Regions from separate parts of the Homo sapiens genome. Here region 1 is linked to region 2. Evidence: chromatin loops called from intact Hi-C (ENCODE). Cell type or tissue: mammary epithelial cell. All regions are shown on one strand. Links, peaks and the distances in the headings refer to the core of each region. The heading gives the core; the rest is flanking DNA. Region 1 overlaps FNBP1 (formin binding protein 1). Region 2 has its middle 2.0 kb from the start of MIR12126.

What was found. Hi-C counts contacts between places; a loop is a spot of excess contacts. Peaks named below come from ENCODE experiments on the same cell type or tissue, not always from the same donor. Only the 100,000 strongest peaks of a DNase experiment are listed, where the experiment ranks them.
Region 1: it touches region 2 in a loop (6-fold over the local background); 68 of 110 quality-filtered maps call a loop at or near these places.

What each region holds. Positions count from the first base shown.
Region 1 is chr9:129,884,347-129,887,245 of GRCh38, forward strand. It overlaps FNBP1 (formin binding protein 1), which reads right to left. Exons shown (of 17, transcript NM_015033.3): 17 at 2,841-2,899. Among named protein-coding and RNA genes, the nearest start is that of MIR6855, 16 kb to the left of the region's middle. RefSeq lists enhancers at 64-358, 350-659, 458-1,139, 1,190-1,239 and a silencer at 1,430-1,679. In mammary epithelial cell, for the core only: CTCF peaks have their summits at 876 (motif pointing right) and 1,511; a DNase peak (open chromatin) is centred at 1,585; H3K4me3 peaks cover 748 bases.
Region 2 is chr9:130,241,974-130,244,872 of GRCh38, forward strand. No RefSeq gene overlaps it. Among named protein-coding and RNA genes, the nearest start is that of MIR12126, 2.0 kb to the left of the region's middle. In mammary epithelial cell, for the core only: a CTCF peak has its summit at 1,395; no DNase peak of the experiment used is centred there.

The sequences.
Region 1 (2,899 bases), core at 316-2,815, 360 kb before region 2:
TTAGGAGGTTTGGAGACAGTTCTTGCACTACAGAAAGGTGGGCTGGAAATAGGTACCAATTTGCCTTAAAACGTTTCTTTTAAAATACCTGGCTTTTAAGGAGTTCAGACTGAGATGCCAAGATCTGAAGTCTGTGCTTGATTACTGAGCAGGGACAGGAAGTGCTCGGTGACTGGGGAGGCGGGGCTCAGGCCTCGCTCCCCACGGTGCCCCACGGTGGCTCCTCCTCCGCGCTAAGCCAGGGCGTGGCTTCAGCAGCGCTTCTTAGAGGAGCCGGAAAGGCGCCCCTGCACCGTGGGGGAGGCTGCAGGAGACCTGCCGCCTGCCTGTGGTTCTGTCGGCCATGGCGCTGCTCACAAACCTGCATCCGAATACATTTGCAAGGCGCAGCCACCCAAAAAGTGTAGTTCCTACCTTTGTTCTGTTTTAAATTCAGTGCAAACATAAATTATCCTGAGGGTCTTAATGCTACCTAATTTTGAGCCCCAGAGAGCCTTGGGGGAAGTGAGCAGAGGTTTCGGAATCACAGCCCCCTCTGGCTCGTCCCTTCTGCAACTTCACCTACACAGAGAGACACCTGCTACCTGGACGGAGCAAGGGTGAGCTGGGCGCAGAAGAAACACACGCCTTTGGGGAAAGCTAGGAGCAGTAGACAGCCTAGGCAATGTATGTTCTGGAAGGGTGTCCCAGGGTTTCTCAGGGTGCAGCCTCCATTCCTTCCTTCGATTTGACCCGGGACCAGCCTAGATGAGGGGGCCTGTGGAGAGCTGGAACTGGAAACAGGTTCTCAAGGGCAGGGCTCGGCACAGCGTGGCAGCCAGGGGCTGTGCGGACTGAAGGGATGCGGCCCTGTCCTAGGCTGAGACGTCCGTCCAGCAGGTGCCGCAGGGAGGAAGGGAGCCTTCCCCATCCCCGACGGGGACAGTGGGTCCGTGTTTCCTCCCACAGCTTTCGGCCCCTTAGCTCTGAGGACAAGGATAGGGTCCTTCCTCTGCTTCTTCTGTACCTTTTGTGGTCCGGAGATGTCCCCGGCGGAGGTCACTATACCATCTGGAGGTCTAACGGGAGGCAGGAGTGCTCAAGTCAAGGCCGAATGGGCACTCAGTGGGACCCTGGAGAAGCAGCTGACACACCAAGGGGCTGCCACGTGCCTGCTGGCAGCCTTCACACGCTCATCCCGGGTCTCAGAGGGCGCTGGCAACACAGATCCCTGCCTCCCCTATCGGGAAAGCGTTTTAGGACCAGGGAAAAGGAGGCCTCCCCCAGGCGAGTGCGCAGAGCCAGGGAACCCGTCTGGATGGTGGCTCTTTCCCACCATCCTTCTCTGGCAGCAGCAGTTCAAAGTGGAGCTTCCAGGCTGTCCCATACATTTCACGATTTCTGAGTCTTTCGCTTCAATTTAAAAAAAGCTGGGGGCACGACCGAATCCTGCCTCTGTCCACCGCCATCTCGTTCCTCATCGCAGGGGGCCCTTCTTGCTCCCTCCACTGCTGCGCTCTGCCGTCTGCTCCCGCCAGGGGTCCCCACCACCTCTGCGGACGGAGGAGCCGCCTCCCAGGCCCGGGCGTGCCCAGGGCGGGTGGAGGGCGTGGGGCGGGCCGGTATTTCCTGACCCGCTGGAGGAGCCGGCCCCACAGGCTTGTGGCCTCCCCGGAGCCGGTGAGTCAGGAACTTCCTACTTCAAGAGGCTTCCCCAGTGCAGCAGAAAACAAACTAGTCGCCCCCAATGCTCCCGACCTCTGTGATGTCCACACCCGCGGAAATGGGGGCCCCAAACCAGCAGGCTCTGTTCTAGGCTTCTCAGCGCTGGTGCGGCTCTTGGAGAAGGCTCGGCAGGGGCGGGTGGGGCATGGGGGGGTTCACAGGTGGAGACAGCCCGTCTCCGCCCCACAGACGGCTGGGCGCAGTCCCGAAATATTCTTCCCAAGTGGACTTTTTTGCTGACAACCTAGAGGAGAGGGTTTCGGGTAGGATAACAGTAGATCCACCTTGTTCCCTTGTGCCACACTGTGTCACACTGGGAACCAGCAATTCTCAATGGTGCCTTGAAGCCAACTGCACGCACTTGTGGTTAGAGGTTACCAATGGCCCCATATTGGTGCCCTCACCTCCTGCCCTCCGCAAGTGAGGATGCTTGGCATCAGCAGAGCTGCCAGGTCTGCACTTGGTGTAGCTGCGAATATGTCATTTCCTGGACAACTGTTTTCCTAAAACAGTGCTAAAAAAAAAAAAAAAAAAACCCTTGGGACACAGAGAAGTGTGGGCACAAACCAATCCTATCTTCCCCCAAAAGGCCAGGGTGAAATTTTCAAAGCTGGCTGTGGAAACGGGGCCTCCCACTGCACATGTCCAGCCAGTGCCAGGCACAAGGCTGCTGCCCTTTCGAGTTGTCCACGTGAAACAGCTCCGCACTGCCTGCAGCTTCACAGAAACTAGTGATTCCAGCCACGCCACCAGGAGTACCGGCTTGAGCACTGGTGATACCAGATAAATAATGAAACTCAGGTGTGCCCTCATTTCACCACCTCCTCCTGCCCCAGCCCCAAGCAATGAGGTCCCCAAAGAGCTAGAGCAGCAACCAGTTGAATGTGCATGCAAAAAATACTCCTGGCCATAAGCAGCCTCTCGCAATCCTCGCACTACATCAGCCCGAATTCCACGTCACCACGGTCTGAGAGCCTCCCCCTCCACCGTGGATGGGGGTGGAACTGAGAGCTATCTAGGTCTCCAGCTCCTCCCAGGGGCCAGCTCCCCAGCCCAGGGGGCTTCCAATGACACCAGGCTGCTTCCACAACTAGGGTCATATCTTCATGCAACAAAACAGTCCCGTGACACGGAGCCACAAGTTATATTTTATTTTAACACGAGATTAACATATAGTTACAAGGTCAATACAAGC
Region 2 (2,899 bases), core at 99-2,598:
TTCGAGACCAGCCTGGTCAACATGGTGAAACTCCACCTCTACCAAAAATACAAAAATTAGCTGGGCATGGTGGCGTGTGCCTGTAATCTCAGGTAGTCGGGAGGCTGAGGCAGGAGAACCGCTTGAACCCAGGAGGTGGAGGTTGCAGTGGGCCGAGATCACACCACTGCACTCCAGCCCGGGTGACAGAACGAGACTCCATCTCAAAAAAAACAAAAAGCAAAAAACAAAGGGAGCTCCCAGTCATGGGAAGGGAATCAGAGGGAACCCTGAGGTTCGGATTCTACCCCCATGCTCGTCCATCAGATCAACTAATACAAGCTGGATGCTGCTTAAGTGATTTCTAGGCAGAAGCCTAAAGCTAACCAGAATCCTTCACCCATTTCCACAGGGATGAATGAGAGCCTGGAGTGTATATGCTGGGCAGCCACAGTGCCAGGCTTCTGCCACAGCCTGTGATGAATGCTAGCCTGGTTCAAGAAGGAAGGCCGGGGGCGGTGGCTCATGCCTGCAATTCCTGCACTTTGGGAGGCCGAGGTGGGTGGATCACTTGAGGTCAGGAGTTCGAGACCAGCCTGGGCAACATGGCAAAACCCCATCTCTACAAAATACAAAAAAATTAGCCAGGCATGGTGGCACTCACCTGCAGTCCCAGCTACTCAGGAGGCTGAGATGAGAGAATTGCTTGGGCATAGTGAGGTCGAGGCTGCAGTGAGCCGTCATAGTGCCACTGCACTCCAGCCTGGGTGACAGAGAATGAGACTCTGTCCAAAAAAAAAAAAAAAAAAAAAAACAACAGCAGTAGCACACACAGGAAGGTTATGGACACCAGCCACAGATGGGCAGTGCCAGGCCAGTGACGCAGTATCGGGCGGGGATTGGGCTACTCTCCCTACCTCACTCCCCAGGGGCCTCCCTGGACAAGGGGAAACTTCAGCTACCCTTAAAGGATGGCAGGATGTACATGGGCAAGGAGGAGAGGCAAGGGCATTCCAGGCAGTGTACAGTAGGTGCAGAGGAAGGACTGCAGGAAATCGACACACAGGGGAAGAGAGGAATGCAAAGGAGTTAACGGCAGGTGCCTCCATGGCAATGAGACAGTAGATTTTTCCAGTGGATGACTCCGCACAGAAAGAAGAGGCACGAGGTCACCTTTTAAGAATTGATGCTGACTGGTACAGGCCTGGGCGCTCTGAGCACACAGCACCGAGGTCCGCCTTTCTGAGCTTCTTGGGAAGCCCCGCGGAACGGCTGTTCTCTGTAACTCCGCCCATTTTAACGATTAGCAAAGTGATAACAGGGACGAGCCAGGTCATAGCAACGGAAGCGGAGTGCTTGCCCTGTGCTGGGTTCACCCGCATTATCGCATTTAATCCTTGCAGCAGCGCCCCTTGAGGCCGGTGCTGGTATTACCATCCCACATTTTACAGACGAGGTCGCTGAGGCCCAGGGTGAAGGGGCTCCTCCAGTCTGACAGTTCGTGGGGGGCTTCCAGGCTCCGACGACATTGTCTTTGGTCAGACACAGGGAGCTGGGGGAGACTGCTTCTATTAAGTTCAGATCCGGCAGCGGCTTATTGCCCTGGTCCCTCCCAGATGCCTGTCGCGTGGGGAGGCGAGGTCTGCAGGGGAAGGCGCATGCCCCACTGAGATCCGTCAGTGCGGGCCCCGTGTCTGGAGGGAGAAGCAGCTCGGAGGTGGGTTGGAGGAGGCAGGGAGACTGAGGCAGGGGCAGGGGTCTGGGCCCACGAAGGAGGTCCCTCCCACAGCCTGCCAAGCACTGGGGGCACTGGATCCCAAGAGTGCCCCAGGGCCCCATTCCCAGGGGGGTGGCCACTCAGGTAAGCACTGTGGGCAAAGGTTGGGGGTGCTGAGTCTGGGGGCAGGACGGGGTGTGCCCCAGGGAGGGGTCCCCAGGGCACAGGAATGGAAATGGCAAGTGTGGGTAGGCAGGGTCTCAGGCACCCCTCCCAGCCCGGGCACACCCAGAGCTGCAGGTGGGGTTACCCGTGGGACTCCCTGTGCACCGTGTTACCTGGCAGATGGTACCCGGACCCATGGCTTGCATGCTGCTGCTGCCACCATTGTGGTCACTGCTATGCTCATGACCGGCTCTCAGCCCCTCCTGGCCCGTGGCTCTGCCACCACCGCTCCTGTGTGCTGTTCCTCTTATGCCCCATGAGGTAGCTACAGTTGTCCCCAGTTCCAGATGAGGAAACAGCTTCAGAGAGGCTCACTGACTTGCCTGGGGTCACACAGCTGATAAATGGCAGAGAGGGGGCCAGGCACGGTAGCTCACGCCTGTAATCCCAGCACTTTGGGAGGCCGAGGCGGGTGGATCCTGAGGTCAGGAGTTTGAGACCAGCCTGGCCAACATGGTGAAACCCTGTCTCTACTAAAAATACAAAAATTAGCCGGGCGTGGTGGCAGGTGCCTGTAATCCCAGCTACTCAGGAGGCTGAGGCAGGGAATTGCTTGAACCTGGGAGGTGGAGGTTGCAGTGAGCTGAGATCACGCCACTGCACTCCAGCCTGGGCGACAGAGTGAGACTCTGTCTCAAAAAAAAAAAAAAAAAAAAAAAGGCAGAGGGGATTTGAGGCCAACTGGACCCCAAACTGTGACCACCACCGTGACGCATCACCTTTGGCCTGATGTCCTCTCCCTTGGGTCACCTAGAACCAGCACTTCCCAGAATCTGAAATTTTCCACGAGGCCACAGGGCTGAGCCCTCGTGTGAGGAGAAGCCACCTTCCTGGTGCAAGCACAAGTCAGATCCGTGGCTCCTCGGAACCACCCAGCCCCAGTGGCCACAGGGCAGCAGGTGTCCTTGGCTGACTTCTGGCCTCTCCCTGCCAGGGGCTCTCCCAGAAGTAAAGGAAGGTGATGAACCGGCCACTCCC